Regions from separate parts of the Homo sapiens genome. Here region 2 is linked to region 1. A link is an interaction called in ENCODE POLR2A ChIA-PET data of the cell type or tissue named here. Cell type or tissue: PC-9. All regions are shown on one strand. Links, peaks and the distances in the headings refer to the core of each region. The heading gives the core; the rest is flanking DNA.

Region 1 (10,834 bases), core at 1,469-9,468:
GAGTGTCAGCTTTATCCTACAGAGGTTTTGGATTCCTGAAGCATTTTAATCCTACCCCTTTGTGGCGAGCAAATAGAGGATGGATTGGAGGGGTGTGAATGAGTGTGTACACATGTAAACGCACATTTATGGTTGTGCATGGTCCAGATAAGGGCTCAGGGGCATGGGGAAACTTCCCAAGCAGAGAGCTTCACAATCTGTTTCTAAACCAAGCTTCTATCCCCAAATTGTTTCACTTTATTCTTGTGGAATAATAAAAAAAGTCATTTAGCTCAATTATCTCATTTGACAGAGTTGGAAATTGAGGCCCCAAGAGGGACAGTTCCTTGCCCAAGGCTACATAGCTAGGGATTGGCAGATCCCATGGATTGTTGGCTCTTGATCCAGTGCTTTCTTTATGATGTCATTCTGTTTTCTGAAATTCTCTGATACCCATAGGACAATGTTCTAGCTCTGGAGAATGGCTGATAAGGCTTTGGCAATCTGGGCACAACTGTCTTTCTTCCCCATTAGGTCCCCAGCACATAGTATGCCTGGGGACATCTCTATGCCTCACTTTAAAAATCTCCTGATTCTACTCTTCCTGAAGAACTCCTACTTCCTCTTTAAGGTCCAGGGCAAATGTCACCGCTCATCTGAAGCAGTCCCTTAGCTCAGTGACTCCTCTGGGCAAAACAAATCATGTATCCTCCGTGTTTGTAAAGCACCCAATATGGCAGGTTTATTAGCTTCCTGCTCCATGAGTCTGCAGGCTCCTTGAAGAAAGGCATCATTTCTATCTGCTTCCTGGTTGTAGCTCCAGTGCCTAGCATGGTACCTGGCACATACTAGATGTCCACAAAATGTTTGTTGAATGACTAAATTAATGAATGTATCAATTAAAAGTCTCACCTCAAATCCCTTCATATGGGTCTATTGTGAGGTCCTTGGGGCTCTAACTGAGTCCATGATTTTCTTATTTTAAAAATCATGAAGTGGCCGATGCTGGTGTTCTCAGTAGAAACATGTTAGAGCTGGAAAACTTTCTATGCATTTCTTTTCTCTAAAGCAAAGTGAAGGTGGGGACTCTGGGCTCATTGCTCCTTTGTAATTCCTCTGTATTATACTGAACTGAGGAAGTTAATTTTCCCTGAATACTTTCGGCACTGTAGAATTTGTTTTTTCTCATGACTAACTTAAAGCTATTCTTACAGTTTAGATTTGTTTTGGGTCTTTAGGGGAAAAATTCTCTTGCTTTTTTTTTTTTTTAAATTTCTTCCTTATCCTTCTCAAATTCCATGCTTGCTTAGTCTTGTTTAAACAATTAGATTCACTTTAAGAAAGCTAAAATTAGAGCCACTATGGGGCAGCACTCCTGCCCAGCCAGCCATCTTTTCCTCTCCAGAAGAGCCTTTTTAATCTGAGTCCTTTTGCCAACTGATAAACACCTCATGAGCAGCACCCAGGCCGCGTCTTTCCAAGAGTTAGCTGTTTCTGGATGGAGATGACTTGTTCTTTGTTTAAGGGAGAGCCATTTACAATTTTTTTTTTTCATTGGATTGAAACTCCTGGGCCTGGTGCAGGCAAAGCTGAGAGAGGATGACCGTGGGGCCTAGGTGGATGCCATGTGTGAGCAGAAGACCTGCTTGGGTTGTAGATATGTGGACACCTCCCTCCCTCGCCAGCTTCATTTTTGCCCGAGCCTCAGCTTCCTGTCAGCTGGTGGTTGTGGGCAGGAGGTTACACATGGCACTGAAGCCCTGGAGCCCAGTGGTATCAAGTGGGAACAGAGGTGTCTTCCTAGAGCTCAGGGAAGTCTGAGGACGGTTTATGTGGAGTAACAGCCATCTGGGAAGCTGAATTCAGAAAGTGATTGCAGGGAATGGAAAGGAGTGGTATTTTTGGATCACCTTGCAAGCTTGAGGAATTGGGCTGGACATGTTCAAAACGTATTTTCATTTAGTCCTTGTGATAATGATCACTACCATTTGCTGAGCACTTAGCTTACACCAGGCAAATTACACACATGATTACATTCTGTCCTCAAAATGTTCCCCAGGGAGGACCTGATATTATTTCCATTTTACAGAATTGGAAACTGAAGCTTGGAGAAACTGGGTTTAAAGAACTTGCCCAAGGGTGGGAACCAGACTAAGCTCAACATCCTGTGCCCTCCACCAAGTCTACCCAGGCAGGGGGCTGAGGTCTTGAAAGTCAAGAGGGATTTTCAGAATACCATAAAATATGACCTATTGATTTTCCTCAAATGAGCAAAGAACAATTTCCCTAGCAAACAAATGATTATATTCTGTGCACACATTATTAAACCACAAGCAGCCTGGGGCCACAAAAAAGCCAGGTGTTGAAGGACAAATGCACATTGGTTTCTGAGTTTTTTTCATTAATAGTTTCTACTCATTCATTGTTTTGTCTTATGCTAGTTCTGGCTAACAGGCGAGTGGTAACAGGCACTGAGGGTGGAACAAAAATTGAAAAAAGTCTATATGTTCAATTTTTTTTTAGTGCATCAGGAAAGCTGATAATATTTAAGCAGTGTACCCCCCAGGCGTGCTTCCAGAACTCCACCGTTATTGATTCTGAGCAATACTGAGCGTGAATGTTGAAAGCAGGTGTTTGCGGGGGAAGGCTTGTTCCAAAGAATGATCTTTCTTCTGAGGTCTGACGATGCTGCACACCATTTTATGGGCAGATAATTTATCTCCTGTGTCCTTTTGCTTGAGGTTATTACCAAATTTGAAATGCTCAAGGACACTCTTGGGCCTATGAATGTGGCCTGAGTGTGCTAGAATAGGGGTGGAGGTGGAAAGGTGCTATTTCCCTGGAATTTTAGAAACGGTTTGGGATAATGCCTTAAGTGGACCACTGCACTCCCAGAAATTACCTAGTTAATCATCTTCTTCTTGGGAAGTTCTCCAACAGGAAGACTCACAGACCATCATTTTCTCTAACTTGCAAACATTCTCCCTGGGGGAGAACAAGAGCACTCTGGTGTGTCTTCCTGTCATCATTCCTCACAAGGGCTTTGAAGGTGTGAGCACTGCAGATTCCCACAGTGTTCGGAAGGATAGGGCTCTCTCTGCTTTACTGCTGTTATTATGCACAAGATCAGCTCTGTTGACAAAATCTCATGTGGACCTCCTGTTACTCCCTTCCTTTGGATGGTAAGGGTGGGTGCATGCGTTGGGTGGAGGAATGATACCAAAGCTACAGCAATGCCAGTGCATTTCTCCAAATCATCTCTATTAAGTCTCTGGAGTGAACAGGGACTGGGCCCCAGATGATAAGGCACTAATGAAATGATTGTGCTGTACTTTGCACTTGTGTAAAAGAACAGATGTTAAATAACAACAATAATAATAGTAATATGATTTTGGTTTGGAGCTGAGGCCTCAGAATTTCAGAGATGGAATGCATATGGAATACATTCATAGCTCTGTATAATACTCTACAAACTGATTGGGTTCAGATGAGAAACATTTGTCAGCGAAGTTCCCATTACTGGTTGGGGTGGGGTCTGATTTGGGCTTTTACTGGAGGGGCTGCCTTAGGAGACAAGATGCTATTGTTAGCTGTGACAGTGGGAAATGTACTGCAGGCAATTCTCTTTATCTTCACATATGTTCTAAGCCAAGGAATTGTTGAAGTGGTTTGTTTCAGTCTGCTATACAGAAGGTGTGATGGATCAAATAGGAAATTCTTAGTAGGAGATCTGCTCAAGTTGCATATAGGTAATGAGAATTTTAGATTTCAAGTTCAACCCCATAAGGCCCCCGCTATTCTCTTGCCAGTAATGGGATATTGACTTTGGTGAAGTTATTGCAGGTTTGGGTAATCTAAAAGACCATATGTGATGAGTTCCAACATACTGATGGTTGGTTGTGGTAAATTGTGGTGGTGTTTGGGTGCAGTATACATAATAACAAAGCCTCTGTCATTCTAGTGTCTGGGCTGGGCACCACTTTCATGATAAGGTAAACCACCATGTGACTACATGTTTGCTCTGGGAAAGAGAAAGTTGAAGGTTTCCCCAGAGGGCTCTGTCCCTGGAGTTTCCCGGTCCTCTGTGGTTTGGCTTCCCCACTTGGGTGGTCTTAGTGATCTGCTGTTTTTATCCAGTTTCCTTGCTTCTATTTTAATCATCATCACTACCAGTCATTGTTGTATGTTCCAGTGGAAATTTTACAAATATTTGAAAATGAAATTGAGTTAGAGGTTTATCAAATAGAGATGTTTGCTACAGTTAGGGAGTATTTTAACATACGCATAAAATTACAAAGTCAAAGTCTATTTTAAGCAGGTTTATCCTTTGTGACATGAATTGGGTTTTCAAGTTTTGTTTTATAAAACTCAGCTTTTGCAGAACTTCTCGGGGGTATGGGTAGATAAGAGACCTTCAAAGAGTCTGGAGGAGAAGGGTGCTGGGAGCTGGAGCCAGTGGGGTGCTGTTGAGGAAGAAGTCAACAATGGGAAAATGGACAATTAACAGACGTTAGACATTCAGATGGATGATGTAACAACCACCATTATTGTAAAAAAAAATCATCATTGATATGATCTTTTATCTAGAAAAACCTAAGTACTCCACCAAAAAACTCTTACATTTGGTAAATGAATTCAGTAAAGTTTCAGTATACAAAATCAATGTATAAAAATCAGTGGTGTTTTTATACACCAACAGTGATTTGGTTGAGAACCAAATCAAGAAGGCAATTACAGAAGCTACACATACACAGAAACCCTAAGAATATATTTAACCAAGGAGGTGAAAAGATCTCTACAAGGAAAACTACAAAACCCTGAAATTATGTTGACATAAACAAATGGAAAAACATCCCATGCTTATGGATCAGAAGAATTAATATTGTTAAAATGACCATACTACCCAAAGCAATAAACAGATTCAATGCATTCCCTATCAAAATACCATGCCATTTTTCACAGAATTAGTAAAAAGAATCCTAAAATTCATATGGAACAACAACAACAACAAAAAAAACAGCTCAAATAGCCACAGCAATCTTTAAGCAAAAAGAACAAAGCTGGAGGCATCACATTTTCTGACTTCAAATTGTACTACAAGGCTATAGTAACCAAAACAGCATGGTGCTGGTATAAAAATAGACAAATCAATCAATAGAAAAGACTAGAATACCCAGAAATAAATTTGCATATTTACAGCCAACTGATCTTTGACTAAGTTGATATGAACATACACTGGAGAAAGGACACCCTTTTCAACTAATGTGCTGGGAAGGTGGACTTGCCATATACAAAAGAATGAAACTGGATCTCTATCTCTCGCCATGTACAAAAATCAACTCAAGATGGATAAAAGACTTAAATGTGAAACCTGAAATCATAAAAGTAAAAGAAGAAAACCTGAGGAAAACTCTTCTGGACATTGGTCTAGGCAAAGAATTCATGACTAAAACCTCAAAAACACAGGCAATAAAAACAAAAATAGACAAATTAGACTTAATTAAACTAAAAAGCTTCTACACAGCAAAAGAAATAATCAACAGAGTCGACAACCTGTGGAGCAGGATAAAATATTTGCAAACTATGCATTCTATACATCTGACAGGAGACTAATATCCAGAATTGACAAGGAACTCAAACAACTCAGTGACAACAGAACCCCCAATAATCCCGTTAAAAAGTGATCAAAGAACATCAGTGGACATTTTTCAAAAGAAGACATATAAATGGCCAACAGACATATGAAAAAATGCTCAACATCATAAATCATCAGAGAAATGCCAATTAATACCCCAATGAGATATCATATTAGACCGGTTAGAATGGCTATTATCGAACAGACAAAAAAATAACAGATGATGGCAAGGATGTGGAGAAAAGGGAGCTCTTATACATTGTTCATGGGAATGTAAATTAGTACAACCTATATGGGAAATAGTATGGAGATTTTTGAAAGCACTAAAAATAGAGCTACCTTTGGATCCAGTAATCCCACTTCTGTCTATCTACTCAAAGGGAAGAAATTATTATATGAAAATATACCTGCACCCATATGTTTATCACAGCACTATTCATAATAGCAAAGATGTGAAATCAACCTAAGTTTCTGTCAGCAGATGATTAAAGAAAATGTGGTATATATATATACATATATATATATATATACATATATATATATATATATATATATGCAGTAAAATACTACTCAGCCATAAAAAAGAATGAAATTATGTCTTTTGCAGCAGCATGGATAGACCTGGAGGCCATTATCTTAAGTGAAACAAGTCATACACAGAAAGACAAATATTACATGTTCTTGCTTATAAGTGGGAGCTAAATAATGTGTATATCTGTACATAGAGTGTGGAACGATAAACAATGGAGACTCAGAGGGTAAGGGGGTGGGAAAGGAGGATGAGAAATTACTTATGGAAGATGGCTGAATAGGAACAGCTCCAATCTACAGCTCCCAGCGTGAGCGACGCAGAAGACGGGTGATTTATGCATTTCCATCTGAGGTACAGGGTTCATCTCACTAGGGAGTGCCAGACAGTGGGCGCAGGTCAGTGGGTGCGTGCACCGTGCACGAGCCGAAGCAGGGTGAGACATTGCCTCACTTGGGAAGTGCAAGGGGTCAGGGAGTTCCCTTTCTGAGTCAAAGAAAGGGGTGATGGACAGGCACCTGGAAAATCGGGTCACTCCCACCCGAATACTGCGCTTCTCCGACGGGCTTAAAAAACGGCGCACCACGAGATTATATCCGGCACCTGGCTCGGAGGGTGCTACGCCCACGGAGTCTCGCTGATTGCTAGCACAGCAGTCTGAGATCAAACTGCAAGGCGGCAGCGAGGCTGGGGGAGGGGCGCCCACCATTGCCCAGGCTTGATTAGGTAAACAAAGCAGCTGGGAAGCTCGAACTGGGTGGAGCCCACCACAGCTCAAGGAGGCCTGCCTGCCTCTGTAGGCTCCACCTCTGGGGGCAGGGCACAGACAAACAAAAAGACAGCAGTAACCTCTGCAGACTTAAATGTCCCTGTCTGACAGCTTTGAAGAGAGCAGTGGTTCTCCCAGCACGCAGCTGGAGATCTGAGAACGGGCAGACTGCCTCCTCAAGTGGGTCCCTGACCCCTGACCCCCGGGCAGCCTAACTGGGAGGCACCCCCCACCAGGGGCACACTGCTGACACCTCGCACGGCAGGGTATTCCAACAGACCTGCAGCTGAGGGTCCTCTCTGTTAGAAGGAAAACTAACAAACAGAAAGGACATCCACACCAAAAACCCATCTGTACATCACCATCATCAAAGACCAAAAGTAGATAAAACCACAAAGATGGGGAAAAAACAGAACAGAAAAACTGGAAACTCTAAAAAGCAGAGTGCCTCTCCTCCTCCAAAGGAACGCAGTTCCTCACCAGCAACGGAACAAAGCTGGATGGAGAATGACTTTGATGAGCTGAGAGAAGGAGGCTTCAGACGATCAAATTACTCTGAGCTATGGGAGGACATTCAAACCAAAGGCAAAGAAGTTGAAAACTTTGAAAAAAATTTAGAAGAATGTATAACTAGAATAACCAATACAGAGAAGTGCTTAAAGGAGCTGATGGAGCTGAAAACCAAGGCTCGAGAACTACGTGAAGAATGCAGAAGCCTCAGGAGCCGATGCGATCAACTGGAAGAAAGGGTGTCAGGGATGGAAGATGAAATGAATGAAATGAAGCGAGAAGGGAAGTTTAGAGAAAAAAGAATAAAAAGAAATGAGCAAAGCCTCCAAGAAATATGGGACTATGTGAAAAGACCAAATCTACATCTGATTGGTATACCTGAAAGTGATGGGGAGAATGGAACCAAGTTGGAAAACACTCTGCAGGATATTATCCAGGAGAACTTCCCCAATCTAGCAAGGCAGGCTAACGTTCAGATTCAGGAAATACAGAGAACGCCACAAAGATACTCCTCGAGAAGAGCAACTCCAAGACACATAATTGTCAGATTCACCAAAGTTGAAATGAAGGAAAAAATATTAAGGGCAGCCAGAGAGAAAGGTCGGGTTACCCTCAAAGGGAAGCCCATCAGACTAACAGCGGATCTCTCAGCAGAAACCCTACAAGCCAGAAGAGAGTGGGGGCCAATATTCAACATTCTTAAAGAAAAGAATTTTCAACCCAGAATTTCATATCCAGCCAAACTAAGCTTCATAAGTGAAGGAGAAATAAAATCCTTTACAGACAAGCAAATGCTGAGAGATTTTGTCACCACCAGGCCTGCCCTAAAAGAGCTCCTGAAGGAAGCACTAAACATGGAAAGGAACAACCAGTACCAGCCACTGCAAAATCATGCCAAAATGTAAAGACCATTGAGACTAGGAAGAAACTGCATCAACTAACGAGCAAAATAACCAGCTAATATCATAATGACAGGATCAAATTCACACATAACAATATTAACTTTAAATGTAAATGGACTAAATGCTCCAATTAAAAGACACAGACTGGCAAATTGGATAAAGAGTCAAGACCCATCAGTGTGCTGTATTCAGGAGACCCATCTCATGTGCAGAGACACACATAGGCTCAAAATAAAAGGATGGAGGAAGATCTACCAAGCCAATGGAAAACAAAAAAAGGCAGGGGTTGCAATCCTAGTCTCTGATAAAACAGACTTTAAACCAACAAAGATCAAAAGAGACAAAGAAGGCCATTACATAATGGTAAAGGGATCAATTCAACAAGAAGAGCTAACTATCCTAAATATATATGCACCCAATACAGGAGCACCAAGATTCATAAAGCAAGTCCTGAGTGACCTACAAAGAGACTTAGATTCCCACACATTAATAATGGGAGACTTTAACACCCCACTGTCAACATTAGACAGATCAATGAGACAGAAAGTCAACAAGGATACCCAGGAATTGAACTCAGCTCTGCACCAAGCGGACCTAATAGACATCTACAGAACTCTCCACCCCAAATCAACAGAATATACATTTTTTTCAGCACCACACCACACCTATTCCAAAATTGACCACAAACTGGGAAGTAAAGCTTCCCAGCAAATGTAAAAGAACAGAAATTATAACAAACTATCTCTCAGACCACAGTGCAATCAAACTAGAACTCAGGATTAAGAATCTCACTCAAAACCGCTCAAATACATGGAAACTGAACAACCTGCCCCTGAATGACTACTGGGTACATAATGAAATGAAGGCAGAAATAAAGATGTTCTTTGAAACCAACGAGAACAAAGACACAACATACCAGAATCTCTGGGACGTATTCAAAGCAGTGTGTAGAGGGAAATTTATAGCATTAAATGCCCACAAGAGAAAGCAGGAAAGATCCAAAATTGACACCCTAACATCACAATTAAAAGAACTAGAAAAGCAAGAGCAAACACATTCAAAAGCTAGCAGAAGGCAAGAAATAACTAAAATCAGAGGAGAACTGAAGGAAATAGAGACACAAAAAACCCTTCAAAAATTAATGAATCCTGGAGCTGGTTTTTTGAAAGGATCAACAAAATTGATAGACCGCTAGCAAGACTAATAAGGAAAAAAAGAGAGAAGAATCAAATAGACGCAATAAAAAATGATAAAGGGGATATCACCACCGATCCCACAGAAATACAAACTACCATCAGAGAATACTACAAACACCTCTACGCAAATAAACTAGAAAATCTAGAAGAAATGGATAAATTCCTCGACACATACACTCTCCCAAGACTAAACCAGGAAGAAGTTGAATCTCTGAATAGACCAATAACAGGATCTGAAATTGTGGCAATAATCAATAGCTTACCAACCAAAAAGAGTCCAGGACCAGATGGATTCACAGCCGAATTCTACCAGAGGTACAAGGAGGAACTGGTACCATTCCTTCTGAAACTATTCCAATCAATAGAAAAAGAGGGGATCCTCCCTAACTCATTTTATGAGGCCAGCATCATTCTGATACCAAAGCCAGGAAGAGACACAACAAAAAAAGAGAATTTTAGACCAATATCCTTGATGAACATGGATGCAAAAATCCTCAATAAAATACTGGCAAAACGAATCCAGCAGCACATTAAAAAGCTTATCCACCATGATCAAGTGGGCTTCATCCCTGGGATGCAAGGCTGGTTCAATATACGCAAATCAATAAATGTAATCCAGCATATAAACAGAGCCAAAGACAAAAACCACATGATTATCTCAATAGATGCAGAAAAAGCCTTTGACAAAATTCAACAACCCTTCGTGCTAAAAACTCACAATAAATTAGGTATTGATGGGACATATTTCAAAATAATAAGAGGTATCTATGACAAACCCACAGCCAATATCATACTGAATGGGCAAAAACTGGAAGCATTCCCTTTGAAAACTGGCACAAGACAGGGATGCCCTCTCTCACCACTCCTATTCAACATAGTGTTGGAAGTTCTGGCCAGGGCAATTAGGCAGGAGAAGGAAATAAAGGATATTCAATTAGGAAAAGAGGAAGTCAAATTGTCCCTGTTTGCAGACGACATGATTGTATATCTAGAAAACCCCATTGTCTCAGCCCAAAATCTCCTTAAGCTGATAAGCAACTTCAGCAAAGTCTCAGGATACAAAATCAATGTACAAAAATCACAAGCATTCTTATACACCAACAACAGACAAACAGAGAGCCAAATCATGAGTGAACTCCCATTCACAATTGCTTCAAAGAGAATAAAATACCTAGGAATCCAACTTACAAGGGATGCAAAGGACCTCTTCAAGGAGAACTACAAAACACTGCTCAAGGAAATAAAAGAGGAGACAAACAAATGGAAGAACATTCCATGCTCATGGGTAGGAAGAATCAATATCGTGAAAATGGC
Region 2 (10,834 bases), core at 1,381-9,380, 810 kb after region 1:
AACAGGCTGGGCACAGTGGCTCATGCCTGTAATCCCAGCACTTTGGGAGGCTGAGGCAGGCAGATCACCTGAGGTCAGTAGTTCGAGACCAGCCTCAACATGGAGAAACCCTGTCTCTATTAAAAATACAAAATTAGCCAGGCGTGGTGGTGCATGCCTGTAATCCCAGCTACTCGGGAGGCTGAGGCAGGAGAATTGCTTGAACCTGGGAGGTGGAGGTTGCGGTGAGCCGAGATCATGCCATTGCACTCCAGCCTGGGCAACAAGAGCGAAACTCCATCTCAAAAAAAAAAAACAAATCCAAAGTTTAATAGTTTGGGGTCTTTTAGTGTAGACCATGCTCTCCTCTGAAGGATTACTACATCACAGCCCAGTGCAATGATTGGCATTCACATGATCCCAAGCCTGTTGGGCACCAAGAGATCATTCAGACTCAAGTCTGAAAGATCCTGGTAGGGTGGAATGTGCCTGCACCCCAGGAGAAAGGGACTTGGAGGAGGAAAGCACCAGATTATCTCAGGTTATTTGGAAATGAACTTCAGGAAGACTAGGAGAGAAAGAGAGGCTGCTTGAGGTCCCAGCTTCTTACAAGATCTTCAGAGATTTGAAGGGCCTGGAAGGATAACCTTATACTGACTATACAGAGGAAGAAACATTTGGAACCTAGTTCAGGTGTGCTTCTAGCTACTGGAGGAAAAATTGAAACTGTTTCCCTTTGAAGAGGAAAAGAAGGTAAGTAATAGAAAGGGCTAGGTAGAAACATTTTTATTAATAATGTTTAGATTTTATTTGTTGAACAGATGCACTGTGGTGCACTGAAGGTACTAAACTCAGCTCAACTCCTGAACAGATCAGACCACCTTCTTGCAGGGACATGCAGTACAGAAGGTAGGCAGCCATTCAGCATGGAGGATTCAGAGCTTGCCTGTGGAAGCCAAGTGCCTGGGTTCAAACTCAACTCTGACTCTTACTGTTTGCATGACCCCCAGCTTAATCTAACTTAATCTCTTCTGTCTAAAAGAAACACCTTATAGCATTGGTGTGAGCATAATTGTGTTAATACACGTGAGGCACTTAGAAGACTGCCTGGCAAACTGCAGTATTTCCACCAATGTTAGCTATTGTCAAATACATTCCTCACATCTGTTTTATCTTCTTGTGCTTCTAGTAATAGACGATTGGGTTGCCTCAAGTCCACTCACTACAAACAATGCTGTGATTAATATTTTCATGCATTTGTTTAATATGCATTTTATACAGGCTGGGCACAGTAGCTCACACCTGTAATCCCAGCACTTTGGGAGGCTGAGGAGGGTGGATTACTTGAGGTCAGGAGTTTGAGACTAGCCTGGCCAACATGGTGAAACCCTGCCTCTACTAAAAAGACAAAAATTAGCTGGGTATGGTGGTGGGTGCCTGTAATCCCAGCTACTTGGGAGGCTGAGGCAGAAGAATTGCTTGAACCTGGGAGGCAGAGGTTGCAGTGAGCTGAGATGGCGCCATTGCACTCCAGCCTGAGCAACAGAGTGAGACTCTGTCTCAACAAAAAAAAAAGCATTTCATTCAGTGCTTAATATTTGCTGGGCAATGTTTCTTTCAGTCCTGTGCAAGAGTTTACCCAAGGCTTATGCCCAGGAACGGGTTACTTACTCACCATAGGCTGGCTATCTGCTCACAAATTTACATGTGTGCTAGCAGCTCTTGTTTCCCCAAATGTTTAACAACACTCAGTGTTATCAGACATAAAATTTTTGCCAATCTAGGCTGGGCATGGTAGCTCATGCCTATAATCCTAGCACTTTGGAAGGCTGAGGAAGATTTGATTTCAGGAGTTTGAGACCAGCCTCACCAACATGGAGAAACACCATCTCTACTAAAAATACAAAAATTAGCTGGGCGTGGTGGTGTAGAAGGCTGAGGCACAAGAATCGCTTGAGCCCGGGAGGTGGAGATTGCAGGGAGCCAAGATTGCACCACCGTACTCCAGCCTGGGTGACAGAGCAAGACTCTATCTCAAAAAAAAAAAAAAAAAAAATTGCAAATCTGATTTGTGAAAAGTGGTATCTTATTCTCAAGTCTATTGAAAGATTGAGTATGTCTTCATATCATTAGTTATTCCAATATCCTCATCTAGGAATTGCCAATATGTCTATTTTATTGCCTATATGTTATTTTTCTATGGAATTTCCTGACTTCGTTTTGTTGATTTAAAGTTGTTTTGTATATATCTTAGATATGTAGCACTTGCTAGTGTTAGATATTGGGATATTGGGAGTATCTTCTCCCAATTTACCACCTTTTAATTTTATTTTAATTAATTTATTTTCTGTTTGTGACTTTGGAGATGCCACAAGAGCCTTTCTGTTTTGTTTTGTTTTTTGGTAGAGATAGAGTCTTGCCATATTGCCCAGGCTCGTCTCAAACTCCTGGCCTCAAGCAATCCTCCCACCTTGGCCTCCCAAAGCACTGGGTACAGGCATGAGCCACCATGTCCAGCCCACTTTATCACTTTTTATTACCAATGTTCAGATTTTCTTTATTGAACAGAAATCCCGTGGTGCACTGAAGGTACCAAACTCAGCTAAACACCTGATCAGATTGACTTAACTGTCCTTAATGATAAAAAGAAGCATACCTATTTTTGGACATAAATGTTATTTATCTCAGTCTCCACTGCTCTTCTACATACAACATCTAGCATTCTTTCAAAAATCATAAGACAGAAAAATCAAGGGGAAGACATAAAACAATCAAAGATCTGATTCAGATATGACTCAGCCGTTTAAACTATCAGGCAGGAACTTTAAATAACTATGAGTAGCATGCTAAAAGATCTGCTTGGAAGGAGAGCAAGAGGCATTGAGCGATTTCAGCAGAGAGATGGAAACCATAATTAAGAGTCAAAAATTGGCCTGACATAGGGGCTCACACCTGTAATCCCAGCACTGTGGGAGGCTGAGGTGGGTGGATCACCTGAGGTCAGGAGTTCAAGACCAGCCTGGCCAACATGGTGAAAACCCGTCTCTACTAAAAATACAAAAAATTAGCCCGGCGTGGTGGCACACGTCTGTAATCCCAGCTACTCAGGAGGCTGAGGCAGGAGAGTCGCTTGAACCTGGGAGGCAGAGGTTGTAGTGAGCTGAGATTGCGTTGTTGCAATCCAGCCTGGGCAACAAGAATGAGGCTCCATCTCAAAACAAACAAACAAAAAAGTTACACACTCTATTTTCATTCTTCTGGTTATTTTCCCAAATCCTTAAGACCTTTGCTTATGTTTGTTTTTTTCTGTCTTGATTTTTGTTGTTGTTGCCTGTTTGGTTTGATAGTTTGGGCAATTCATCACTCTCTTTCCCTTTTTGGCATCTCCGGGGCTGAGATTGAGGGGAAGAAACAAAGTTTACCACCTCATCAGATATAGGAAAATTTGCCTCCCATGTCTCACCTGTAATCTTCGGGTAAGGAATGCTTTGAAGAAAACAGTCTTCAGTGAAAACCTCAGGAAATTACCACAAGGCTTAATTAAATGGAGAATCTACATGGTTTTAGGAAAAGGATTATTTGGGTTTTTGTTCAAGTAGAATACTTCATTCTCTGTTAGTGCTAGAAAGTGAAATATTGCCTAAATTTATAATAATATTATCAGGCAGCAGATTAGGGAAAAAAAAAACAAGAAAAGTTTATCTTCTAATGATTGTTATTTGTCCTACAATTAGACATATTTTTTCTTAGTAGTATCAAAGTCGTATATTATTTATTATGTCAACAGCCACATATCCTAAAACATCCAGGTTCAGATCAGATATTTTTGTGTTTACTAAGCTTTGGTTCCACTGCAATTTTTATACAACACATATATCCCTTTGCTCATTCACTCATGGTTTTGATATCGTAGGTTAGTTATCTTTATATTCTAGCTGTAAGATAGGAATTACTTAAAGAAGAGTTGCAAAAAGTAGCTGAGAACAGTGGCTCATACCTGTAATCCCAGCACCTTGGGAGGCTGAGGCAGGAGGATCGCTTAAGCCAGGAGTTGGAGACCAGTCTGGGCAACATAGGGATACCTCGTCTCTACAAAAAATTTAAAAATTAGCTGGAGATGGTGGCAAGTGCTGGTAGTTCCAGCTTCTAGGGAGGATGAGGCAGGAGGATTGCTTGAGCCCAGGAGTCGAGGCTGCAATGAGCCATGATGGAGCCACTGCACTGTATTCTGGGTGATAGAGTGAGACCCTGTCTCAAAAAAAAGTGACAGAAAGGAAACTGAGGATTTTGCACATTAGCCCATGGGTTTTTTAAGGACTTATACAAATACTTGAGACCTAAAAAAAAAAGTCTCTAAAACAACAAAAGAAAATAATGTATTTAATATGCTGTGGGGTAGGGTAGTGGGACTCCAAAGAAAATGTGCTTAGAACCTATGCAAGTCACCTGGGGAAATGATCTCCTATCTACTTTGTTCTTAGTCTACAACTTGAGCTAATCGGGAGTATTGGCTGATACAGCCCAATGGAGAATGGCAGAGAATAAGAATGCTTAATGCTGAAAGCTACAGTGGAGAGCATCTATCCACATTTTCAAACTGTGCCTCAGATGCAAAAGGAAGACAGAGGCAGTAGATCGCTGGTCCAACCTATATAACTTCCTGTCATTACTGGTATCAGAGCCGCTCTACTTGGATCTATTCGAAGTATTGGGATTCTCTGTAGTTTTGTTTGAAAAATGAGTTCACAGCTTAATGTTAGAAAACTACTGATCTATTTTAACTTCATCATTTTAGTAAAGAGTGCTCTGAGGTTCAAATAATTTAAATAAATAAATTACCCAAGGTCTCCCAACTAGCTAGTAAAGCCAGATTTCCAGAATCCCATCCCAGTTCAAGACTATTTCTTCATACAGAGATTGAGCTCTCCCGATCTCATGTTGACAGGTGTTGTTCCTATCTTGGGAGGCATTTGGGTTTTGCTAGAGCAGTTGAAGTATAGTTTCATCACCTGTTCCCATGTGCTGTTTTTCAGGCCAAGGCCACATTCTGGAACTTGGAGGATATCTTTTTGAAGGGCTCAGAGGGCATCTGTGAAGCTAACTAGGGGAATAAAAATCATTTTATCTCATTTTTAGTACATGGATTACCCTCCAACTTCCACCCCTTAACAGAAAGGGGTGTTCTCTTCTCTTAAGGGGTGGAACTTCCTGTTTCAACTTCCTGTTTCCCAATGAGGAAAATAAAAACAGCTAAAAAGAAACCTAATAAGCAAAAAATACAACAAAACCAGAAAGTACATAAAGGAGTAAAAGAGTTTATGATGGCAGAAGAATAACTAATGACCAAATCTAGTTTTATTAATCAACCATAAAGGCTATAACTGTACTGTCTGATATGGTAGCCACTATCCACTTGGGGCTACTGCACACATGAAAGATGGCTGGTCCAAATCGAGAGGTACTAGAAGTATAAAATACACACCAGAATTATGACTTAATATGAAAAAATAAAATAATATAAACTCTCTCAATAATTATTCTTTTTTGTTTGTTTTTTGAGACGGAGTCTTGCTCTTGTTGCCCAGGCTCAAGTGCAAGGACACCAACTCGGCGCTCTGCAACCTCCGCCTCCTGGGTTCAAGTGATTCTCCTGCCTCAGCTCTTGAATAGCTGGGATTACAGGCACCTGCCACCACGCCCGGCTAATTTTTTGTATTTTTAGTAGATATGGGGTTTCACCATGCTGGCCAGGCTGGTCTCAAACTCCTGACCTCAGGTGATCCACCCACCTCAGCCTCAAAGTGCTAGCATTATAGGCGTGAGCCACTGCACCCAGCCTCAATAGTTATTCATTTTATTGATTCATGTTGAAATGACAGTATTTTGAACATATTGAATTAAATAAGCCATATTACTAAAATTAATTTCACTTGCTTTTTTGCTTTTACTAGAAAAAATTTCAATTACATGCTTAAATATAATGTTCACATTGTATTTTTATTGGACAGCACTGGTCTGAGAGTAACTAATACATGTCCATAACAACTGAGCTGAGAAGGCCAGGACTCATTACAGAAATAGCTTCCTACCTGCATGGCCACAGACTAAGGTCTTCTTCAAAGAGCAGCTCCAGACTCTGCACTCAGGCTTTCAATGAAGGCCAGACGCTTATGTATCTTCAGGGAGTGGTCATTACAGTTCTTTCCTTAAGTGTAACTTGACTTTTACCTGGGGTTATGTACCTTGGCTGGCTTTCAGGGTTATTAAATAACAGCTTAATGAACAAACACCATTCAAATTGATTTTCAAGTTCCAGTTCTGTGGAGTGGAAGCAGAAAAACACAACAGTCCCTGCAGTGAATTTCTACTGCCTCCAGATAAATAGGACTAGATCTGATAAGACCCCAAACAAATTAAAGGGTGTTGCTCAGAACTTTGCCAAATAGAAATCTCTGGAAGTTTTATGTTCTGACATCTCTAAAACAGATCTTTAATCAGGTAAAGACTTATTTACTTTTAGTTTCACTGGAGCCCCCTTTTGAAAGAGATGCTGATACGGTTTGTTCTGTGTCCCCGCTCAAATCTCATGTTGAATTGTGATCTCTACATGTTGAAGGTGGGGCCTAGTGGGAGGTGACTGGATCATGGGGGTGGTTTTTAACAGTTCAGTACCATACCCCTAGTGCTGTCTCAGGATAGAATTCTCATGAGATCTGGTGGCATTTAAAAGTGTGTGGCCCCTCCCCATTTGCTCTTTCTCTCTCTCCTGCTCCACCATGGGAAAATGTGCCTCATTCCCCTCTGCCTTCCACCACAATTGTTCGTTTCCTGAGGCCTCCTAGTTATATTTCCTGTTAAGCCTGCAGAACTGTGAGTCAATTAAACCTGTTTTCTTTATAAATTACCCAGTCTCAGGTAGTTCTTTACAGGTGCCTGAGAGGAAACAAAGTTGAAGTTGTTTTGTTGGCTTACAGTATACTTTCTCTCCCTTCTAAAAACCAAGTTTTGGGTCTAGGAGAAATATGAGGCATTAAACCTAGAGTTGAAGTTTGATTAGCATGGAAAATTGCTAGAGCTCTGAAGGAAAAAAAAATAAAGAAGTTGTTAGAATTCTAAAAAACAAACAAACAAACAAAGCCAATACCCCAAACAAACAAAGCACATGTTGGTTTGAGGAGGCAGTGAGATAGAAATTCACATTTGAAATAGACCTGCAGTAGGCTCAGTAATGGGCCTTGAAGCTATACATATCCTAATCCCTGGAACCTATGAGTACACAGCCACAAAAGGGGCCTTGCAGATGTGTTAAATTAAGGATCCTGATAGAAGGAGATGAGCATGGCTTATCCAGGTGGGCCCTAAATGTAACTGTGTAATCAAAGGAAGCAGAAAGAGATTTGACCACACAAGTGGAGAAGGCACACACAGAGAAGGTAATGGGACTGCAGAAGCAGCGAGTGGAGTGAAGTAACATAAGCCAAGAAATGCTGGCAGCCCCAGAAGCTGGAAGAGGCCGGGAAGAATTCTCCCCTGGAGCTTCCAGGAGGAACCAGCCCTGCAGACCCCTTGATTTTTGCCCTGTAAGACTAATTTTGAACTTCTGACTTCTAGAACTGTAGGAAGAGTAAATTTCCATTGTTTTTAGCCACAACATTTGTGGTGACTTGTTACATATAGCAGCAATAGGAAATGAATACAGGACCCCAGTGACTTACTTGGCAAAATTAATCTATAGGCTGAATATTTTTTTCCTTCACATTAATTCATATAGGCTTAAAGCATAGAAGAAAGAAATCTCTAAGACAAAGTTCTTGGGAGAACACATCAGAGTAAATGTTCGAATCTGTATTTGCTCCCTTACTTTTCCTTATCTTTTATCCCATTCTCTAAACTTCCCATTCCTTTCTTTCCTCTTTCCTTCCCTTTCCCAACACCCTCCACCTTCAGCTAAGTAACCTTTCAGATGCAACTTTAGATTTACTTTTATGTCTGGCTTGCCAAACCTCCATAATGTTAACAAAAACATTCCAGTTTCCCTTCAAGATACGTATGGTGTGACAGTCAATAAATTTATCAGCTCTGCTTTATTGTAAATATTCATTTATTCAATATATAGTTAGTATTTACCAACTATGTCCTAGGCCCTGTGCTAGATTCTGGGCAAACAACAGTGAACAAAGTAGATGTTGTCCCTGCCTTTATTTACAAATAAATTCATGAAATTACCAACTGTGGTTAAATGCTCTGACAGGCACAAAGAGAGTGCAACAACAGGGAACAACAGAGCTGGCCTCTCTTGGGCGGTGGCATTTGTGTTGTAAAGATGCTCACCTTGTAAAGAGCAAGATGGGGGTGGAGAGAGCATCCCACACAGAGGGACCGGTAGGGAAAGAACTTACCAGTCAAGGAACTGAAACAAATCCCATCTGGGCAGAGCACAGGAGAGGGGAAGAGCAGTGGGACAAGATGAAGTGAGAGAGGCAGGCAGGGGACAGATGACATAGGGATTTAAGGTACATCTCTGTTCCCTTCCTTCCTAGTGAACAGACTGAAATGTCAGTAACTAGGAAGCCTCTAGCAAGAAATATGCTAATAATTGAATCTTTGCCAGTAGAGATGCACTCCTTAAAGTTTGCAAAGTTTATCTGGATATCCTCTACCCTCTAAGAAGTACTTTAAACCACTATCATTTAACATTTTGGTGAGAATTAGTTTTCTGGACTCCTTTTATTCATTCAACATTTATTGCATGCCCAATTTGTGCCAGACAACCCTGTTTGGGGTGCTGTATGTGTTCTGGGTGTTGAGGATTGGCACGCCCCATCTCTCCTCTCATGGAGCCCAGGTATGGTAAAGTGCTATGAGGTAAAATGACAGGGAGCCAATGAGAGTGTGTCACAGGTTCTGGCCTGACCTGAGCAAAGGAAGAAGGCTTCAAGCCAGAAGTAGCACTTAAGCAGGGAAGCAAATGATGCCAGGTTGATTAACAGGTTGGTGTGGGTATAGAGGGAGAGGGAAGAGGGGTATTCCAGGAAGAAAGGGTCCTATAGGTTCAGCATACCAGAGAAGCTTCAAGAAGTCCAGTGCACTACCCCTGGAGTGGGGAGAGTGAAGGAGAGAATGGAGGAAAGGGAATCAGAGAGGTAACTGCAGTGGAGTGCAGGGTTTTGGAGGTGCTGGTAAATGCATTTGGACTCTAGGAACAGAGAAAGTGTTAACAGGTTATAAGCAAAGGAGTGATAGGATCAAGTTCGCGTTAAAAAAAAAAATCATAGGCCGGGCGCGGTGGCTCATGCCTGTAATCCCAGCACTTTGGGAGGCCGAGGCGGGCGGATCATGCGGTCAGGAGATCGAGACCATCCTGGCTAACACGGTGAAACTCCATCTCCACTAAAAATACAAAAAATTAGCCAGGTGTGGTGGCATGTGCCTGTAGTCCCAGCTACTTGGGAGGCTGAAACAGGAGAATTGCTTGAACCTGGGATGTGGAGGTTGCAGTGAGCCGAGACCATGCCACTGCACTCCAGACTGGGCGACAGAGTGAGTCTCCATCTCAAAAAAAAAAAAAAAAAAAAAAAAAAATCATTACATGTTGGTGTGGAGAAGGGGACTGGAGGTAAAGAAGAGTGAACTCGAGAGAACATTCAGGAGATGATTACTGGCATCTAGGCAGGAGATGATGGTGGCTTAGAAGAGAATGATGGCAGTGGAGATTACTAATTGCAGAACCTACTTGATCTTTGCATCTATGCTTATTCACAATTCAGGTTAAATATAAAGTCTTTAACAATGGTATTTGGTATTGTTCATATATTGGGTGTGATTTTTATTCCTTTTCAAGAAGCAGTATTTTATTTTTTATATAAGTGAAGCTAATTTCAACTTCAAGCCCCCATTCTTCTGGAAGCTGAACATTTGATTTTAGTCAATTTGAGGTCTCTCCATTCCTTCCTCAGTATTACAGCTTAATTTGAAGAGGGAGGTCTGTTTGGTTCTTGTACAAGGTGGGTGGGGGTGGATACTCTGGTCTCCTTGCTCATGCATCTACTCTGGAATCCACTGACACACCCTTGGTCCCATGGAGCCTATGGCTTACCCAGACTTCTGCTGTACCCTTTTTGTCCCATCTTGATACTTTCTCAGGCCCACTGATCCCTACACCATGTCTAAACTATTCTCTAACTGCTTAGAAAATGTCCTACTTCTTCTAAAACAATCTGGCTGTGGATAACATCTGAGGCTGTCTCAGCCCTGCTACATCAACATGCCAAGTATACCTCTTCTTCTCTAGAACCCAGCTGGTGTGCAGGACCAATAGTTTCTTACTGGATCTCGGGAACAGATTCAAGAGATATTTAGAAGGAAAAATGATTATCTTTGATGATTCATATATATCAGAGATGAAGTTTCAGGAATGAGTCCCCCCCCACCCCACCTTTTTTTTTTATGGGGAACAGGATGATGCCTTTTAATGAGACAGGAACCTTGGAAGAGGAGCAGATGTAGTGCATGGGCTGGAATCATGAGGTCACTTTTGAACATAGTATGTGTGAGATATCCAAAAAGAGAGACTGAGGAAGCAGTTGGGATTGAAGGCAGGGATCTGAAGCTTAGATGAGAGGTCTGGGATTGAGAATACACAGGGTTGTTTGTTTTTTTTTTTTTTTTTCAGTGTAAAATAGGGGGTAATGGAAGCCATGGGACAGACATCGTGGGATTCCCTGGAGAAAGGGAATATAGAACAAAATGAGAAAAGGGATTGAGGAAATAGCTGAGTAATGTTTAAGGATTGGCTAGGAGATGGAAAACCTGCAAAATAATCATGGAGGTAAGAGGAAAACAAGGAGAATGTCAT

The links. Peaks named below come from ENCODE experiments on the same cell type or tissue, not always from the same donor. Only the 100,000 strongest peaks of a DNase experiment are listed, where the experiment ranks them.
Region 2: POLR2A ChIA-PET joins it to region 1 with 18 read pairs; 1 of 35 experiments calls an interaction of 5 or more read pairs at or near these places.

What each region holds. Positions count from the first base shown.
Region 1 is chr1:115,141,411-115,152,244 of GRCh38, forward strand. No RefSeq gene overlaps it. Among named protein-coding and RNA genes, the nearest start is that of LINC01765, 47 kb to the left of the region's middle. RefSeq lists an enhancer at 6,752-7,378. In PC-9, for the core only: a CTCF peak has its summit at 1,550; a DNase peak (open chromatin) is centred at 2,291; H3K4me3 peaks cover 428 bases.
Region 2 is chr1:115,946,575-115,957,408 of GRCh38, forward strand. The region is part of intron 2 of LOC101928977 (a long non-coding RNA gene); the gene reads right to left. Among named protein-coding and RNA genes, the nearest start is that of SLC22A15, 25 kb to the right of the region's middle. In PC-9, for the core only: no CTCF peak of the experiment used is centred there; a DNase peak (open chromatin) is centred at 6,167.